Linked DNA regions of Homo sapiens: region 1 is linked to region 2. Evidence: chromatin loops called from intact Hi-C (ENCODE). Cell type or tissue: mammary epithelial cell. All regions are shown on one strand. Each heading gives the region's core, and the rest is flanking DNA. Links, peaks and the distances in the headings are about the cores only.

What was found. Hi-C counts contacts between places; a loop is a spot of excess contacts. Peaks named below come from ENCODE experiments on the same cell type or tissue, not always from the same donor. Only the 100,000 strongest peaks of a DNase experiment are listed, where the experiment ranks them.
Region 1: it touches region 2 in a loop (2.7-fold over the local background); 3 of 110 quality-filtered maps call a loop at or near these places.

The regions. Positions count from the first base shown.
Region 1 is chr6:134,532,676-134,542,053 of GRCh38, forward strand. LINC03002 (long intergenic non-protein coding RNA 3002) reads right to left here and starts at 7,330. Exons shown (of 3, transcript NR_125856.1): 1 at 7,224-7,330. RefSeq lists enhancers at 1,481-2,680, 4,234-5,433. In mammary epithelial cell, for the core only: no CTCF peak of the experiment used is centred there; DNase peaks (open chromatin) are centred at 2,136, 4,686 and 7,346; H3K4me3 peaks cover 806 bases; H3K27ac peaks cover 5,626 bases.
Region 2 is chr6:134,298,733-134,308,110 of GRCh38, forward strand. The region is part of intron 1 of SGK1 (serum/glucocorticoid regulated kinase 1); the gene reads right to left. It also overlaps the pseudogene KRT8P42. Among named protein-coding and RNA genes, the nearest start is that of SGK1, 15 kb to the right of the region's middle. In mammary epithelial cell, for the core only: no CTCF peak of the experiment used is centred there; no DNase peak of the experiment used is centred there.

The DNA of each region.
Region 1 (9,378 bases), core at 843-8,842, 230 kb after region 2:
CCATCCTATAATAATAGATCATAAGTTGAATCTGTAGTGTGTAATGTGTCAGCTTGGCTAGGATGAACTACATTTCACAGAATTCCTGTTCTTGTATCTTTCCGGGTAAGGTGAGCTATGTGGAGAGGTTCTTGTGGGAGAAAGGAGGGTGGAAGGGAAGCAGCAGCCACATTTCAGCCGCCCCCTAAACACTGTGGCTTATCTGCTGGCTTACTTCCTTGGTGTGGGCAGTGGCCAGGCTTGCAGCTGTTTCATCTTCCCATGTATCCTCCTTCAGCTTTTCTGATTCCTTCTCTGGTAATTAAAAAGTACAAACTGCTCTAGATATAGTGGTAAGACATTTGCACACCAAGGGTAGGAAATAAACCCCACAAATATCAAGTCTGAGGCATGTTGAGGCACCCCACAAATAGAGACCAGAACAAGAGAAGGCTCCGTAAGTCCAGACTGCTCTGCAAGCAGCTCTGCCACTTAGACCACATGATCCAGAAGAGCCAATGGTGCTTGAAATGCCAGTAACAGAAAGAAAGGCTGTTTAAAGCCTTTGCCAGGCTCCTATAGGTACAGCACAGACAAGACCCTTAGAATTTTGGAAGAAAGCCCTGCCATTCTTGATAGGTAATGATTCTTCTTTTATGAAATAGCTTTTATGTTATTACCGGGCCTTGGTAGAGACTGAATGTTTGACGATGGGCTACCAAGTTACCATATGACCTGAGCTGCCCATTACTAGTGTTGTCTGAGTCACCAGGCCATAAAGTTGAGTATGCACAGAAGGACTCTCTGATTAAATGGAAGTGGTAGATACGAAATTGGGCCTCAGCAGGGCCTGAAAGCACAAATACGTTGCATGAGCAAGTGGCCTACATATCCGTGACCCTTACTCCTATTACATTGCCTTCTTTCTCTCAACTTACACCTATGACCCTTGGAGAGCTTCCTATGACAAGCTGATAAAGGGATAAAAATCTTGGGCCTAGTTTGCAGAACTTCAAGCAATGCTCCTGGTCATTCATTTTGCTTCAAAGAATAAATGTCCAGAAGTACAAGTCAACACTAACTCATGGGCTATTTGGTTGTATGGTCAGAGAATTGGAAGGAACATGATTGAGAAATTGGTGACAAGGAAATCTGGTGAAAAGGTAGGTTGATGGACCTCTTCAAATGGGCATAGTATGTAAAAATATCTGTGTTCCATGTGAATGCTCGCCAAAGGGTAAACTCAACAGAGGAGGATTTTATTCATCAGGTGAACAGAATGAGCCATTCTGTGGACATTCGTCACCTTTCTTCCCAACCAACTCCTGTCATTACCCAACTGGAAAATGAAAAAAACAAAAAAAAGGCAATGGTGGCAAAAAATGGCAGTTATGCGTGGGCTCATCGACATGAACTTCTACTTACCAAGGCCTATCTAGCTATAGCCACCACTGAGTGGTGCCAAAACTGAGTGCCTGATCTGTTAACAGCAGAGATTGACAGTGAGCTCCTGACATGGCACCATTCCCAGCTACTAGGCTGATTACATTAGATCACTTCCCTCATGGAAGTGGCAGTGTTTGGCTCTTACTGGAATAGACACTTGTTGTGGATATGCATTTGACTTCCCTGCCCACATGCTCCTGCTAAAACCACTACAAAAACCATGTACAGAATAACTTATTCACTATCACGGTATTTCACACAGCATCACTTTTGACCAACAAATTTGTGTCACAGCAAATGAGGTACAGCAATGGACTCATGCAACCCACTGATCTTACCGTGTTCCCCGTCACCCTGAAGCAGCTGGCTTGATAGAATGGTGGAATGTCCTTTTGGAGACTCATGTATGGTCTTTTAGGATGCAAAGTATGCTCTAGATCAGCATCCAACATATATTTCTGTTTCTTCCTTAGCCAGAACTCATGCGTACGGGGATCAAGGGGTGGAAATAGGACAGGATCTTCTCACTATTATCCCTAGCAGTTCACTAACAAACGATTGCTTCCAGTCCCTGTGACATCAGGCTCGGGTGGTAAAGAGGTCTTAGTTCCAAAAGGAGGAGTTCTTCTGTCAGGGGACATATGATGACTCGGTTGATCTGGAGTGCCACCTGACCGCTTTGACTCATGCCATTGAATCAACAGGCAAAGAAGGCAGTGATTCAATCTAGGCTGCTTCTACACAAAGAGAATCAGGAGCATGTCTTGAAAGCTAAAGTTCTAGGTTTCCTGTTAGTACTACCATATCCTGTGATTAAAGTGAATAGAAAACTACATCAGTTCAACTTAACAAGACTGCTAATGTCCTAGAACATTCAGGAACAAAGATTTGGTTTATATCACCAGGCAAAAACCCAAGACCAGTTAAAGTACTTACTGAGAACAAAGGGAACATGAAGTAGGTAGTGGAAGAATGTAGTTCTAAATACCAGCTGTGGTCATGTGACCAGTGACAGATACAAGTACTGTAATAATTATGAGTATTTCTTCATTTTTATAGGACTATATGCAAACATACATATAAATATATGTATATATATTTCTTTAACCAATTACTTTGTATTTGTCTTCTGTCTCATTCCCTTATCATCTAACATAAAATGTGTTAATACTATTTAACTTAATATCTCAATGTATAAGTTGTAGGATATCAAAGGAGAGGTGAGAATCTGTTGTGAATCTGTTAAAAGAAAAATGAATATCACCCAAAATCATAACAAGAATGTTGGATTCTCTCTTACAGAAAAGTGTATTTTGGTTGTTCTTGGGACAGACATATCATGTTAGAGGCAGGCACAACTTTGTTATTATCTGTAATTGGAAATTAAGTTTGAGTTAAGGAGAGAGTAGGAGGCCAAGTTGTCAAGGTGTGGCTTTGTAAAGAGCGAACCCAACTAGACTGAACTCTGTTTCCCAGAATTCCCTTTTTTGTGTGTTTCTGGTTAGGGTGGGTCACAGGAGAGATTCTCGGGCAAAATTTGGAGAGGGGAGTAAAGCAGCAGCCATTTGCTACCTTATATATGTCTCTTCGCTGCTGGATCACCTCTTGCATGAGACAGCAGCTGGGCCTGCAACTGTTCCACCTTCCCCTGGATGGATCCTCCTGAAGCTTCTCCAACTCCTGGGCCAGGTACACACCTTTACTGAGCTCTGTTATGAAGGGCTCTGCCTCTGAAGGACGTTATACAACCAAGGTTAGAGGCATTCAGAACTGGTGCAAGTTTCAGTCTGTCCTTGTGAGCCCCCACTGTGTCTGGGGTTCTAGCCTGCTCTGGTTCTTCCCCACTTTATATCCATCTTCCTTTCCTGACAACCTGTCATTGGAATTCAAGCTCCAGCATTGGATATGAAGACAACAGCTTTACAGACATGACTTAACCACTTAACCACACCACACTATTATGTAATGTCAAATCCCTGGAACTGTATAAATACATATACATACATACACACAGGCATCCTAGTGTTTTTGCTTCTCTTATTGAAAACTTAATAATACAGTATTTTAGTTGAACGTTAAAAGATTACATTCTTTGAGAAAAACAGCTTTTTGAGGTATAATTGACATACAACAAACTGCACATATTTAAGTTGTACAGTGTGATAAATTTCGACATATGCAGATCCCCTAATCAAGACAGTGAACATATTCATCACCCTCCAAAGTTTGCTTGCTCCCCTTTCTATCCCTCTGTCCTTTCCACTCCTTCCCCATCTCCCCAGACAACCACTGCTGTGCTTTTTCTTCCTCTAGATTAGTTTGCATTTTCCAGAGTTTTATATAAACAGAATCATACTGTATGTACTCTTTTTTTGGTCTGGCTTCTTTCACTCAGCATAATTATTTTGAGATTCCTCTATTCTGTTATGTGCTCATTCTAAAATAGTTTACTCTACAAGGTTAAATTCTTTTTTTTTTTTTTTTTTTTTTTTTTTTTGAGATGGAGTCTCACTCTGTCGCCTGGGCTGGAGTGCAATGGCCTGATCTCAGCTCACTGCAACCTCCGCCTCCTGGGTTCAAGCAATTCTCCTGCCTCAGCCTCCTGGCTAGCTGGAATTACAGGAGCCCGCCACCACGCCTGGCTACTTTTTTGTATTTTTAGTAGAGACGGGATTTCACTATGTTAGCCAGGCTGGTCTCAAACTCCTGACCTCGTGATCCACCCGCCTCGGCCTCCCAAAGTGCTGGGATTACAGGCGTGAGCCGCCACTCCTGGCCCAAGGTTAAATTATTAATAAACAACATTCTGGTTAAGTATAGATCCATCATATGCATTTAGATGCATTGTAACTGGGCATAACTTAGAGAAACCAAAATCCAGACCATCAGAAATAATGCATTAGGAGCATTTCCTTATATCAGGAAGGTCTAGAGATAGTACCATTACATCAGCCTCACCATTAAGTGGTGGGGAAAAAAGCTTCTTTGGAAAGGGTTTCCAAAGGCTGGACTTTACATAAAACAGAGATTTTGGTAAGTGGAGTAGGGCTGGACATCACCATCTCCAGAGGTTAGCCAGGAAACCTAGGGAAGGGATGGCATGCCATCTGCTGAATTTTGAGTGTGGCATCTTCTGAGGGAGTCATGGAATGACATCAGCCTGAATAACCGTGAGTCATTCTTGTTCATACCTTTCCCCAGCACCATCGGCATGTGAATTCAGCAGCCCCAGAGTTTCTCCTTTCATCCAGTTTTGTTCTAGCCCCATTTGCTCTCATATTGCCCCAGATGAGCCAGGAGGGACAGACTGCTCCATAGGGTGCCTGAAAACCTCCAAATATGAGTCATGGAAAGCAACATCATGTAGTTGGCATTTGACTGAAAATCAAGAGGTCTGGATGTTAACCAAGAGCTGCCACTTAATTATAAGCTATGTGACTATGGATAAATCAAATTCTCTCTCTGAATCTCATTTCGTCAACTGTAAACTGAAGGAGTTGGACAAGGTGATCTTGAAAATATCTGCATTCTGTGTAATTAAGAGTGGAGTAACAGGCCAGGCGCGGTGGCTCACACCTGCAATCCCAGCATTTTGGCAGGCTGAGGCGGGCACATCACCCGAGATCAGGAGTTCAAGACCAGCCTGGCCAACATGGTGAAACCCCGTCTCTACAAAACTACAAAAAAAATTAGCCAGGCGTGGTGGCGTGCACCGTAATTCCAGCTACTCCAGAGGCTGAGGTGGAAGAATCGCTTGAACCTGGAAGGCGGAGGTGGCACCATTGCACTCCAGCCTAGGTGACAGAGCAAGACGCCATCTCAACAACAACAACAACAACAACAACAACAACAACAACAAATTAGCTGGGCATGGTGGCGCGTGCCTGTAATCCCAGCTACTCAGGAGGCTGAGGTGGGAGGATCGCTTGAAACCAGGAGGCAGAGGTTGCAGTGAGCTGAGATAGTGCCATTGCACTCCAGCCTGGGCAACAAGAGTGAAACTCCATCTCAAAAAAACAAACAAACAAACAAACAAACAAACAAAAGAGTGGGATAATAAATGCCCAGAGGATTAACAGGTGTAGTCATGCCAAGCACCATGTGGATAGCCTGAATTAAATCCCTACTTGTAAATGTGCTAGGCTATAGCATGGCCATCCATTCATCCATCTGCTCACCCATCCATCCACCTGTCCGTCAATAAATATTCACTAAGCACTTCTATGTGCAGGACATTGTGGTCAGCACTGGAGACAGGAAGATGAATATGGTCTAGCTCCCTTCTTCAAGGTGCTCACAGTTCAGTGAGGGCAGAAACATTTACACATAACTAATTATGCATGATAATTTTAAAATGTATATTTAGAACAGAGATGGTGTTTTGGTAATATCTTGATCCTCAGAACTTTGTACAAAGTTAAAGCAAAATAATTGTTTTTTCTGAATATCAGAATACATGGAACAAACAGCATTTTAGAAAATTCTACAGGGAGATATGGGAAAGAGGGATTTAAAATATTTCTTTAAACTAAAAATAGAACTACCCTTTGACCCAGCAATCCCATTCTGGATATATACCCAAAGGAAAATAAATCATTCTACCAAAATACACCTGCACTCATATGTTTATTACAACGCTAGTCACAAGAGCAAAGACATGGGATCAACCTAGGTGTCCATTAATGGTGGACTGGTCAAAGAAAATGTGATACATACACACCATGGAATACTATGCAACCATAAAAATAAATGGAATCATGTCCTTTGCAGAGATGTGGATGCAGCTGGAGGCCATTATCCTAAGTGAATTAGCGCAGAAGCAGAAAATCAAATATTGCATGTTCTCACAAGTGGGAGCTAAATATTGAGTACACATGGACATAAAGATGAAAACAATAGACACTGGGGACTCCAAAAGTGGGGGAAGAGGGGAGGAAGCAAAGCAAGACTTTAACAGCTGCCTATTGAATACTGTGTTCACTATTTGGGTGATTGTTCGAACAGAAGCCCAAACCTCAGCATCACTCAATACAGCCATGTAACAAAGCTACACATGTACCCCCTCAATCTAAAAAAAATTTCTTTAAGTTCCTTTAGGAAACTCACGGCCCCCCTTTTCCCTGACATGTCTTACCGACAGTTATATATATTTCTATATGTATTCATTACTGCAGCAGACCTTTAGGAAGAGAAAGAGGAAAGAGAAGAAAATTCAAATTCTACTCTCCGTATAACTGAACAAGTAACCATCAATTTTCCCTCTCTGGAAAAGGCCACGAGCTTTCTAGGAAAAGAAGACACTATCTAGAATTAGCCAAATTTAATTAAGTTGATGTTATTAACTTACACTATTATATACAAATGTGATGATTGTAAACTGGAAGTTCATCTTCACGAAGCAAATAAATATTTTTGAGACTTATGTCATCAACACTAAAATGTTTACGTATTAGCATCTACATTCTCCATAGATAGTTTTAAATAATTAAATTTATATTTTTCAAAACACTACTTGATTTTCCTCAGTTTTGTTAGAATCAAATAACTGTTGGTTAAAAGAGAACAATAAACAGCTTATACCAACTGAGAAAACCTGAACATCATTTCTAATTTTTGTTCTTAACTTGTACAGTTGAAGATATTATTAAGGAAACAGAAAATACATATTTTAATGGTTAAACTTAAAATGTTTAACTATTCGGCATCCAGCAAACTGGGTGAAGTTTGCTCTTCTATCTGACTTCCGAGAAGCCAGCAAGCCAGGTCATGTGGCTGGCTGACCTCCCAGCACCACCTACCTCAACTCCATGAGATGCCATCAGATCCCACCCAAAGGAGCCAGTCGTCCCCATGAAACAATGACCAATTCTTACAAGACACAACTGGAGCTCTGTTGCTGTGGCACAGGAAGGCTCGATAAGATCTCCCAGCCACAGCATTCTTTTGTGTCAGCAGACTCAAGTGGGATGTTCCTTCTGCAGCTCTTACCGAGCAAGAGGAAGCGGGCTTTGAAACACAATGTTCATTGAAATTGGCTTTCATCTGAGGAATCCCAGGGTGGCTCCTGCTTCATGATGTGCATTCTGTCTGCAGCTGAGCTCTCCTGATGCATTTCCCTTGTTTGTTCTGGGGGGAAGGCAGCACCTTTACGGGACTCACCCTTTTACTAGGTAAAGGGCATCGCATTGTGCTGGGCGAAGCATTATGTGTCAGGATGTCTCCAGTGAGTCTGGAGCCTAGAAGGAGCATCAAAAATAAAATTAAAAAAAATCAAGTCCTCCACCATCCTGGCTCACTGATGGAACAATTTAGGAGAAGAACACAAAGCCATCTAATGACCCTGGGGAGCATTTGCTTGTTTGGTGACCTTAGGCGCAGGAAGTCATTTATCACTCTAGTTGCTACATTGGGCACAATGCCACAGGACACAAATGGGGGTACTGAACGTAAGTCTGAGTGTTGGCCCAATAGTACCTGTCCAGAAGCAGCCTGGGATCCATGATCCATTGCAGGGCAATTATGGCTCTTAAGAAAATGAAGAGAAGTAAGTAATCCACAGTATCAAATCATGGGTGAGAAGTCTCTCCATCCCATTGCCCTAGTTTTATAACTTAGCAATTCATCTTCTTTTCAGAGAAAACCATTCTGGATCCCAAACAGATTTTCTCTGATTAAGAAATAGTCTCAATCAGTACATGGAGAAAAAAGCAAACACTGTTAAGCCCATCTTTTCTTGCTAGACACCTCTTCCTTTCTATCTGCTCCACCCAATCTGGGCCAGTTTATTATGCAAAATGAGATAAGCAGTCAACTCCCAATAGGAATAGAAGAAAGAACACACCACTTTTTCACTTCCACGGCACTTTTAACTCTGCACATATTTTTTCCTTTGACTCTCAAAATAACCTGGCAAAGTTAGATAGGCATTGTCTATTTTCAGCAGTACAAGGAGTTAGTACAGAGACAAAGTTAAAGACCCTTGAACCTCATAAAGAGCTGGCAGCAGAAAGTACAGAACCCACATGTCAGGTTCCTCAGGTAGGCCCTGTTCATCAGGTCAGATCCCTTAGGCATGTGGACAAGTGACCAGTCTCCAGTTGACTGTAAAGGCTGGCTTTCATCACCACCAGCGGGCTAACCTCCTACATATATCTGTGTGTCTACGGCAAGGTCGACAGAACCCATATATAAGGAAATACTGATACTGAAAAACTTGAAAAACCTGGAAGTTGCTTCTTGGAATCCAGTGTTCTTGTCCCAAGGTAAAAAGAATAGATGTCAATCTTGTAACTGACGCAAGACACTGACGAAAATGACAATCCATGCACTTAGCTTTCCCAAGAATGAAATGAATCAAAAAGTACCAAGAAATCAAAATTCTAGCTAAAGCTCATGAAAAGGACTCAAAACTACTCTCTGAATGGCTTATCTTTAGCTGAGCTCATAACAGAACTCTTAAATTTCTGAAAATTTGGTAGAATCTTCTTGTGAAATTCTTCAGAAAGGATTGCCCAAACCTAGGGATAGCAAAAGTTTTTGATGACCTTTCCGCTACCTATGACTCAACTTATCCCTGATTACAATAGGCTTCTGGAGAAGAGAATTTATATTAGCAATTGGCTTTGAGTAAAAGGGTCTGTGAAACTATCTGTTCCTCATCAGGTCCCTCCCCCAACCCAGGTTAAAAGAATAAAATGAAATTAAATTATTAAATAAAATGGATAACAACTGGCCAAAACTCTGCAAAGGAGATTCTTAAATTGAGTGGGATACTCTGGGGTTCTTTTTAACTCTAACACTCTATGACTTTTTAAAAATGCTAGCCGGGCGCGGTGGCTCATGCTTGTAATCCTAGCACTTTGGGAGGCCAAGGTGGGCAGATCACTTGAGGCCAGGAGTTCGAGACCAGCCTGGCCAACATGGTGAAACCCTGTCTCTATTAAAAATGCAAAA
Region 2 (9,378 bases), core at 531-8,530:
GGCAGAGATTCCAGAAGGAGTGAAGAAGCTGCTTCTTGATAGCATTCAGCTCTTATTTATTTATTTATTTATTTATTTATTTATTTGAGATGGAGTCTCTCTCCGTCGCCCAGGCTGGAGTGCAGTGGCTCAATCTCGGCTCACTGCAACCTCTACCTCCTTGGTTCATGTGATTCTCCTGCCTCAGCCTCCTGAGTAGCTGGGATTACAGGCATGCACTACCATGCCCAGCTAATTTTTGTATTTTTAGTAGAGCAGGGGTTTCACCATGCTGGCCAGAATGGTCTCAATCTCCTGACCTCGTGATCCACCTGCCTCGACCTGCCAAAGTGCTGGGATTACAGGTGTGAGCCACAGCACCCAGCTCTCAGCTCTTAATTTAATTGCATTTAAAGAAAGCAATCTGTGCAATTCACAGTAGCTGGCAGCCAGGATAACCCAGGGAAACCTCATCCTTACAAAAAAATTACAAAAAAAAAAAAAAAAGCCAGGCATGGCAGCTCATGCCTATAGTTCCAGCTACTCTGGAGGCTGAGGTGCAAGGATCGCTTGAGCCAGTGAGGTCGAGGATGCAGTGAGCTGTGATTGTGCCACTGCCTTCTAGTCTCGGCAGCAGAGCTAGACCTTATCTCAAACAAAACAAACAAAACAAAAAAAATAATAGCTGAGTAAGTGTCATAGATCACATGGAACAAAAGCTGGCTCTGGAAACATATGCAGAATTTAGCTAAGTGTGGAGTAAGGGTGAAATTGTGAGCAAAACAAGCTTCCTGAGAGATCAGAGGTGGGGAGTTATGCCAAGAAGTGAAGGGAGTGAGGTAAGGTATGCTGATGTGTGCAGAACAGGGAGGACTTTGAAAACTATGCAGAGTGGTTGGCTGACATACAGTAAAACTCATAACAAGTATGCTCATTAGCATAATTATTAAACTCTGGCTTAGTAAACCACTTAAAAAAAAAGATTTCCAATGTGGAAATACTCAATGTTTGGATATGCCTGTTCATTCTAGTTTAGGCATTTCCTTCTGACAGGTTTTTAGAGCCTCTGGTAGCTTTTCCAATCCCTGTGACTTTTTTTTTTTTTTTGCCCTGAGTTTGGAGGAGTCGGATAATGAAATTTAAACTAAAGCATGTTAGCATCACCTATACTCAAGAAGGTCCAAATACCTCAATTCTTCACAAAATAAAATGCTTTTTTAATTCAAAAAAAGAAAGTAAGTCAAAAAGAGAGAGAGAAAAAAAACACACAGCAGATAACTGAGAAAATAAGAGAGTTTATTGCCACTAAAAAAGGAACCTGGCTTCTAACATCATATTTGCCATTTCTCTATGTGACTCTAGGGAAGTACTTTTCTCTCTCAATGCCTTCTTCCCTCAGGAAAACCTTATTACTATGAGAAAGATGTTAATTTGTCTAAAGTGCTGTAATTTTTTCATGGGGATGTTAAGGAGGGAAAGGCAGGGAGAAAGAAGATGGGGAGAGATGAGTTAAGAGATGAGTTAAGGTGAAAGATGGTGGTGGCAGGCGGGGCGCAATGGCTCACGCCTGTAATCCCAGCACTTTGGGAGGCCGAGACGGGCAGATCACGAGGTCAGAAGATTAAGACCATCCTGGCTAACATGGTGAAACCCCAACTCTACTAAAAATTCAAAAAAATTAGCCAGGCGTGTGGCGGGCGCCTGTAGTCCTAGCTACTCGGGAGGCTGTGGCAGGAGAATGGCATGAACCCGGGAGGCGGAGGTTGCAGTGAGCCGAGATCGCGCCACTGCACTCCAGCCTGGGCAACAGCGCAAGACTCTGTCTCAAAAAAAAAAAAAAAAAGAAAGAAAGATGGTGGTGGCTTGCACCAAGGGATAGGCCCTGGAGATAAAGAGAAAGGAGTTAAAAATAAATGTTTGGTTTTTTTTTTTTTTTTTGGAGATGGAGTCTCGCTCTGTTGCCCAGGCTGGAGTGCAATGGCATGATCTCGGCTCACTACAACCTCCACCTCCTGGGTTCAAGCAATTCTCCTGCCTCAGCCTCCCGAGTAGCTGGGATTACAGGCATGCGCCACCACACCCGGCTAATTTTTGTATTTTTAGTAGAGAGGGGGGTTTCACCATCTTGGCTAGGCTGGTCTTGAACTCCTGACCTCGGGTGATCTACCCGCCTCGGCCTCCCAAAGTGGTAGGATTACAGGCGTGAGCCACCGCGCCTGGCCAAGAAATGTATTTTGGAAGTAAACACAGTAGAATATGCTGATGAATTGCACTGACGTTGGGAGAAAAGAAAGAGAAATAATTTCTAGATTTCTCACTCTCACAAATGAGTTATGTAGTAGTATCATTTACTGAAATAGAGAAAAATAGGAAGAAAAATCAAGAGTTGGGTTTTGAACAGGACTAGCTCAAGATGTGTGTGAGACATTTCAATGGGAATGTTTAGTAAACAATTGGGAACAGAGGTCTGGCATTCAGGCAACTAAGTTTCTGAATAACAGATTACATTTAAAGCACAGGAATGAATGAACCTGTGTGTGGAGGAGGAGGGAGAGTGGATGGGAAAGTGAGAAAGATGGAGAACTACAGTAAGAGGGAAAGGGCAAAAAGATGTTCAGAGGCTGGTGAGCCAAGGACTGAGTTTGAGCCATCCCCACATTATTGGTAAGACAGAGCAGGAAGGCCTGAAAGGAAACTAAGAAATCACCCACAAGTAGGAGGAGAGGCTGGAGTGCTGGGCCACAGAAGCCACAACTGAGTATTCCAAGGAGGAGCGGTCCACAGGAAGGACCACCTTTTCTTCTCTTCTCTTTTCTCTTTTCTTCTCTTCTCTTCTCTTCTCTTCTCTTCTCTTCTCTTCTCTTCTCTTCTCTTCCCTTCTCTTCTCTTTTCTTTTTGAGACAGGGTCTTACTCTGTTGTCCAGGCTGGAGTGTAGTGGTGTGATCATGGCTCACTGCAACCTCAACCTTCTGGGCTCAAGCGATCTTCCCACCTCAGCCTCCCGAGTAACTGGGAATACAGGCATGTGCCACCAGCCTGGCTATTTTTTTTATTATTATTTCCTGGAGACCTGAGGGTCTTGCTGTGTTGCCCAGGCTGGTCTTGAACTCCTGGGCTCAAGCAATCCTCCCATCTTTACCTCCCAAAGCACTGGGATTATTGGCATGAGCCACCACTGCTCTGGTAAACTGAAAGGGAAAGTTAAGATATGGATGGATAAGTGTCAAGAAGGCAAAAGAAATACGAAACAAAAGAGCTTGATAGTAAAGAAAACAGAAGGATGGAATGCCCTCCAAGTTTTTGAGGCCTTAATGAGAAATATTTTAGTGAATGGGGAATAATAAAGAGATTCTAAAGATCATTCAGAGTGTTGATGAGTTACATGGATTATGATTTTGAATTTCAAATGGACTTTAAGTCTTTATGTAAGACAGATTAGAAAACAAAATTTCACATTAAATTGATTAAATTAGGTCAAAACTCATCAATAACTAATTATACATTGGACATAAGTATTTCCATATCTTTTTGTCCCTCAGTGCCTTGTGCATATGTAACTAAAAAAGCAGAGTAATTTGGTGTCATTTGATTTAATGAGATCCTGCGCAAATGAAATACCTTTTTAACACTGAAGTTAGACCATTGCAGTGCTCCAGGGACAACTATCTATAGAAGATAAATTAATTATGTTCACTACTTCCTAAGCCTATAGAAACAACTAAATAACTAAATGAGAGAATCAACCTGTTGATGATGTGCAGGTCTTTTGAGAAATGACCTTTAATCAATAAAATCCCAGAGCACAGAGGTTTCATAGCAGCTTGTCTTCAGACCGACTCATCAGTAAAATCACAACTTACACCACAACAAAACGTTCAGAAAAGTAAGCTATAGAGGTAGGTCATAATTTTGAGGTCTGTCTTGATAATATCTAACATATTTTGAGTGCTTAGTGCGTACCAGGCATTGGGGCTAAATACTTTACATGCGTTAGGTCATTTAATCCTCATAACAGTTCTTTGAGGTATTATTGTTATTATTATTATTATTTTATTATTTTGAGACAGAGTCTCACTCTGTCGCCCAGGCTGGAGTGTAGTGGGGTGATCTTGGCTCACTGCAACCTCCACCTCCCGGGTTCAAGCAATTCTCCTGCCTCAGCCTCCCCACTAGCTGAGACTACAGGTGTGCGCTATCATGCCTGGCTAATTTTTATGTTTTTAGTCGAGAAAGGGTTTCACCATGTTGACCAGGCTGATCTCGAAATTCTAACCTCAAGTGATCCACCCACTTCAGCCTCCCAAAGTGTCAGGATTACAGGCATGAGCCACCGTGCCCAGCCTGAGGTATTATTATTAAATCCATTTTACAGATAAGCCTTAGAAAGTTAAGGCTTAGAGGCCAGGCACAGTGGCTCACGCCTATAATCCCAGCACTTTGGGAGGCTGAGGTGGGCGGATCACGAGGTCAGGAGATCGAGTCCATCCTGGCTAACACGGTGACACCCATCTCTACTAAAAATACCGAAAATTAGCGGGGCGTGGTGGCAGGCGCCTGTAATCCCAGCTACTCAGGAGGCTGAGGCAGGAGAATGGCGTGAACCTGGGAGGCGGAGCTTGCAGTGAGCCAAGATGGCGCCACTGCACTCCAGCCTGGGTGACAGAGCAAGACTCTGTCTCAAAAAGAAAAAAGAAAAAAAAAGATAGTTAAGGCTTAGAATATTAAATGCCTTGCCCGATGTTACCATGCTCGGAAACAATTTAGTTAAGAGGCCAACACTGTTTGTCTGATCTCGTATTAGGAGTCCTTAATGTTCTTCTCCTGTAAATGTTCAGATTTAAAAAAAAGATCATAGATAAATTCAGTACAGTTGGATACAGTTTGAAAAATTATTTTATATTTTAGTGAAATAGAAAGTTTTAGCCAGGTGTAGTAGTGCTGGGTGCCTGTTGTCCTAGCTACTCGAGAGGCTGAGGTGGGACCATGACTTGAGCCAAGGAGGTTGAGGCTGCAGTGAGCTATGATCCAGCCACTGGACTCCAGCCTGAGCGACACAGCACGATTCTGTCTCCAAGAAAAAAAAAAAGAAAAGAAAAGAAAAGAAAGAAACTTTGACACAGTTTCTCTTTGCCACTCTTCATATTGAGAGGTGAAGTTTATTTTCCTTCCCCTTGAATCTGGGCTGGCCCAATGACGTTTTGTTTTGTTTTGTTTTTGATTAATAAAATGCAGCAGAAGTCACACTATATGACACCCAGGACTCGGCCTTATGAGATCGTCAGCTTCCACAGGCTCTCTTGAAGCACTCCCTGTTAGAAGCCGGCAGCCATCTAAGTCTATCTTAAGAACATGTTACTGTGAGGATGCCCAAGCTATGTGGAGAGAGAAAGAGGCCAATAGAGATGCACTGACACCAAACAAGAAGCTTTCTCGGACTTTCTGGCTCAGCTCAACCACCAGCTGAATGCAGCCAAGGAAAGACTCAGCCAACGTCACAGGGAGCAGAACCCTCCAAATGAGTGACACTGAATTCCTAATCCACAGAATCATGAGTAAATAAATGACAGTAGCTTTTGCTCATCAAATTCTGGGTAGTTTGCTTTGCAATAATAGTAACATAAATTTAGTAGAGTTGGACACAATTTGAAAGAAATACAGGCTGGGTGCGGATGCTCACGCCTGCAATCCCAGCACTTTGGGAGGCTGAGGTGGGAGGATCACTCGAGGTCAGGAGTTTGAGACCAGCAAGGCCAACAAGGTGAAACCACGTCTCTACTAAAGATATAAAAGTTAGCCGGGTGTGGTGGCAGACTGAGGCAGGAGAATTGCTTGAATCTGGGAGGCGGAGGTTGCAGTGAGTGGAGATTGCACCACTGCATTCCAGCCTGGGCAATAGGGAGGATCACTTGAGTCTTGAAGTTCAAGGTTAAAGTGAGCAATCATCGCACCACTACTCTCCAGTCTGGGGGACAGAGCAAGATCCTGTCTCAGAGAGAGAGAGAGAGAAAGAGAAAGAAAAGGAAAGAACAAAGAGAAAAAAAAACAAGGCAGTTTACAATGAAAAACACATAAGAGGAGAGTGAAAATAAAAACACAAGATTAAAACCAAGTTCAGTGACTAAGAAGTTATTTCTAAAGATTTGTCCAATTTGTTCACTGAAATTTATATTTAAATTTACCTTTGAGTTTCCTGGCAACTGAGGCAAACCTAAGAGATTATATCATGCTAAATGTGATTTCCTTCAGAAAAGAAAAATCTTTAACCTACTACTAAATTATTAAGAGCACTTTACTACATGGATCCCTTTACAGGGAACAGTGAATGATAGAGAAGACAATGACTTCAGAAGAGATGATATTTAACCAGGCACGGTTGCTCACACCTGCAATCCCAAAACACTTTGGGAGGCCAAGACGGGTGGCTCACCTGAGGTCAGGAGTTTGAGACCAGCCTGGTCAACATGGTGAAACCCCCATCTCCACTAAAAATACAAAAATTAGCTGGGCATGGTGGCTGGTGCTTGTAGGCCCACCTACTCTGGAGGCTGAGGCACAAGAATCACTTGAACCCCAGAGGCGGAGGTTGCAGTGAACCAAAATCGCGCCCACTGCACTCCAGCCAGCCTGGGCAACAGAGTGATACTTCATCTCAAAAAAAAAAAAAAAAAAAAAAAGGGAAAGAAAACCCGGTTTCTACTAAAAATACAAAAATTAGCCCAGCGTGGTGGTGTGTGTTTATAGTCCCAGCTACTTGGGTGGCTGAGGCAAAAGAATCACTTGAACCCAGGAAGCAGAGATTGCAGTGAGCCATGATCGCACCACTGCACCCAAGTCTGGGTGACAGAGCGAGACCCTGTCTCAAAAAAAAAAAAAAAATGTTATTTACAATACAGATGTGTCTCAGATGATGGAATTTAAAAAAATTTATTCAATGTATTTTGCTGTTTTTTCAGAGATGGGGTTTTGTTCTGTTGCCCAGGCTAGAGTACAGTGGTGTGACTATGGCTCACTGCAGCCTCCACCTCCTGGACTCAAGTGATCCTCCCACCTCAGCCTCCCAAAGTGCTGGAATTACAGGGATGAGCCATCATGTCTAGCACATGATGGAACTTTAACATAAACCAAACAGAATAAAATGCAAAGAACTTTCAATTTCTATATGAGTTTTCAGATTAACTCCCCTCTTTCTCCTCCATAGACCTTAGGCATTTCACCATCTTTTGGCTTTCTGTTTCAACATATACTTATTGATAACCCCCCAGGGGCCAGGTCCTGAGGGTTTAATTGTATGTAAAAGAGAAGGAAGGTCCTTGTCCTCATAGAGCTCATAGTCCAGGAGGACATTAATTAATGCTGAAGGCATTCATTAAAAAGCTTTACCAATATGCAATTGCAAACTGACAGGTGCCATAAAAAATAGCACAAGGCCGGGCGCGGTGGCTCAAAGTGCCTGTAATCTCAGCACTTTGGGAGGCCGAGGTGGGTGGATCACCTGAGGTCAAGAGTTCGAGACCTGCCTGGCCAACATGGTGAAACCCCATCTCTACTAAAAATACAAAAATTAGCTGGGCATGATGGTGCATGCCTGTAATGCCAGCTACTCAGGAGGCTGAGGCAGAAGAATTGCTTGAACCCGGGAGGCGGAGGTTGCAGTGAGCCAAGATCGCAACACTGCACTCCAGCCTGAGCAACAGAGTGAGACTCCGTTTCAAAAAAAAAGAAAAAACACACAAGGAGCTATAATGAGCATGTTATGGAGGGACACAATCCAAGTTTCTGGGGAAGGGAGTTGGGGAGTGAAGGAAGCTTGTGATTTCTTTTTTCCTTTAGAGACAGGGTCTCACTCTATCTCCCAGGCTGGAGTACAGTGGTGGCATCATGGCTTACTGCAACCTCCACCTTCTGGGTTCAAGTGATCCTGGCACCTCAGCCTCCTGAGTAGCTGGGACTACAGGCACTCACCACCACACCTGGCTAATTTTTTAATTTTTTTGTAGAGATGGGGTTTTGCCATGTTCCCCAGCTGGTCTCGAATCCGCTCGCCTCAGCCTCCCAAAGTGCTGGGATTACAGATGTTAGCCACTGAGCTCGACCTGGAAGCTTATGATTTCTTATTTTCTCTTTCCCACCTTAAAACCTGACACATCAAAGTGCTCAATTCATGTTGGCTGTTGATGATGAGAATACAAAGAAATAAAAGGGGGGGGGGGCGGAATTTCAACACTAATTCTGAAATAAATTCTGAATCTGTTATTTCAAAGGATATTAACTTTAGAAATGAAGACACATTAGAAATTTGCATTGCTCTGAGTTTTGTAAAAGAATGAAATGTATAATGCAAGACATAACTGCCAAGGTACTAGATGAAAAAAAAATTATACATTCTGAAATTCCATCTGATAGAGATCAGTTCTGAAGGGTTAATCTCAATTGCCTGATTTAATGTGTTTGCTTTGCACCAGATGAATAATAATTAGCAATGGCTTCACCAACTTATTAGTGACAACGTAGAGAAGGTGTGGGCCCTTTTACGTAAAAGCTGACTAATAGACAAATAAATTAGATATGACTGTTTTGCCAAAGCTGATAACTAAGGCCCTGTATACAATGAGTGCCAAGTCCTGGTTGTTTCTACGTAACATTTAATCTTTGAAGGCAAGTGGTTGAAGGAGAAAGCAATTATATTGACGTTCGTTGTAGAAATTCATTTACAGATTGTTACTACAATTGTCCCTCAGTCTCTGCGGGGGATTGATTCCAGGACCCCTGCAGATCCTAAAATCCATAGATGCTCAACCCCCTGATATAAAATGGCATCGCATTTGCATATAGCCAATGCATACCCTCCCTAACATTTAAAATGATCTCTAGATTGCTTATAATAGCAAATACAACATAAATGCTATGTAAATAGTTGTTATACTGTATTGCTTAGGGAAGAATGACAAGAAGAAAGGTATGTACGTGTTCAGTACAGATGAAACCATCCTCTTTTTTTCCCAAATATTTGACCTGCAGTTGGTTGAATCCACAGATGTGGAACCCGTGAATACCTGGAAGCAGTTAAAATCACTCCAAGATTTTCTTTAAATTCTTCTCTTCATCAATACTCTCTCTATTCCACCAAGTAATGATATCATAATTACACATGGTAGCTCTTCCCCAAGACCCTTGATTAAATTGTTTTTATTGATTCATCAAGCATATATTATTGAGCGTCTACTACACACCAGGCACACAGACAGAACTGTGAACAAGGCAGACAAGGTCCTGCACCCAGCACGTGTATATTCTAGGTTTCAGAGAAGCTATGTGAGGCTGTGAAGAGGATTCTTTTTTAATGTCTTTATTTTTATACTACCCCTCCACAGCCTTACCCCAATCTTTTAAACCACACC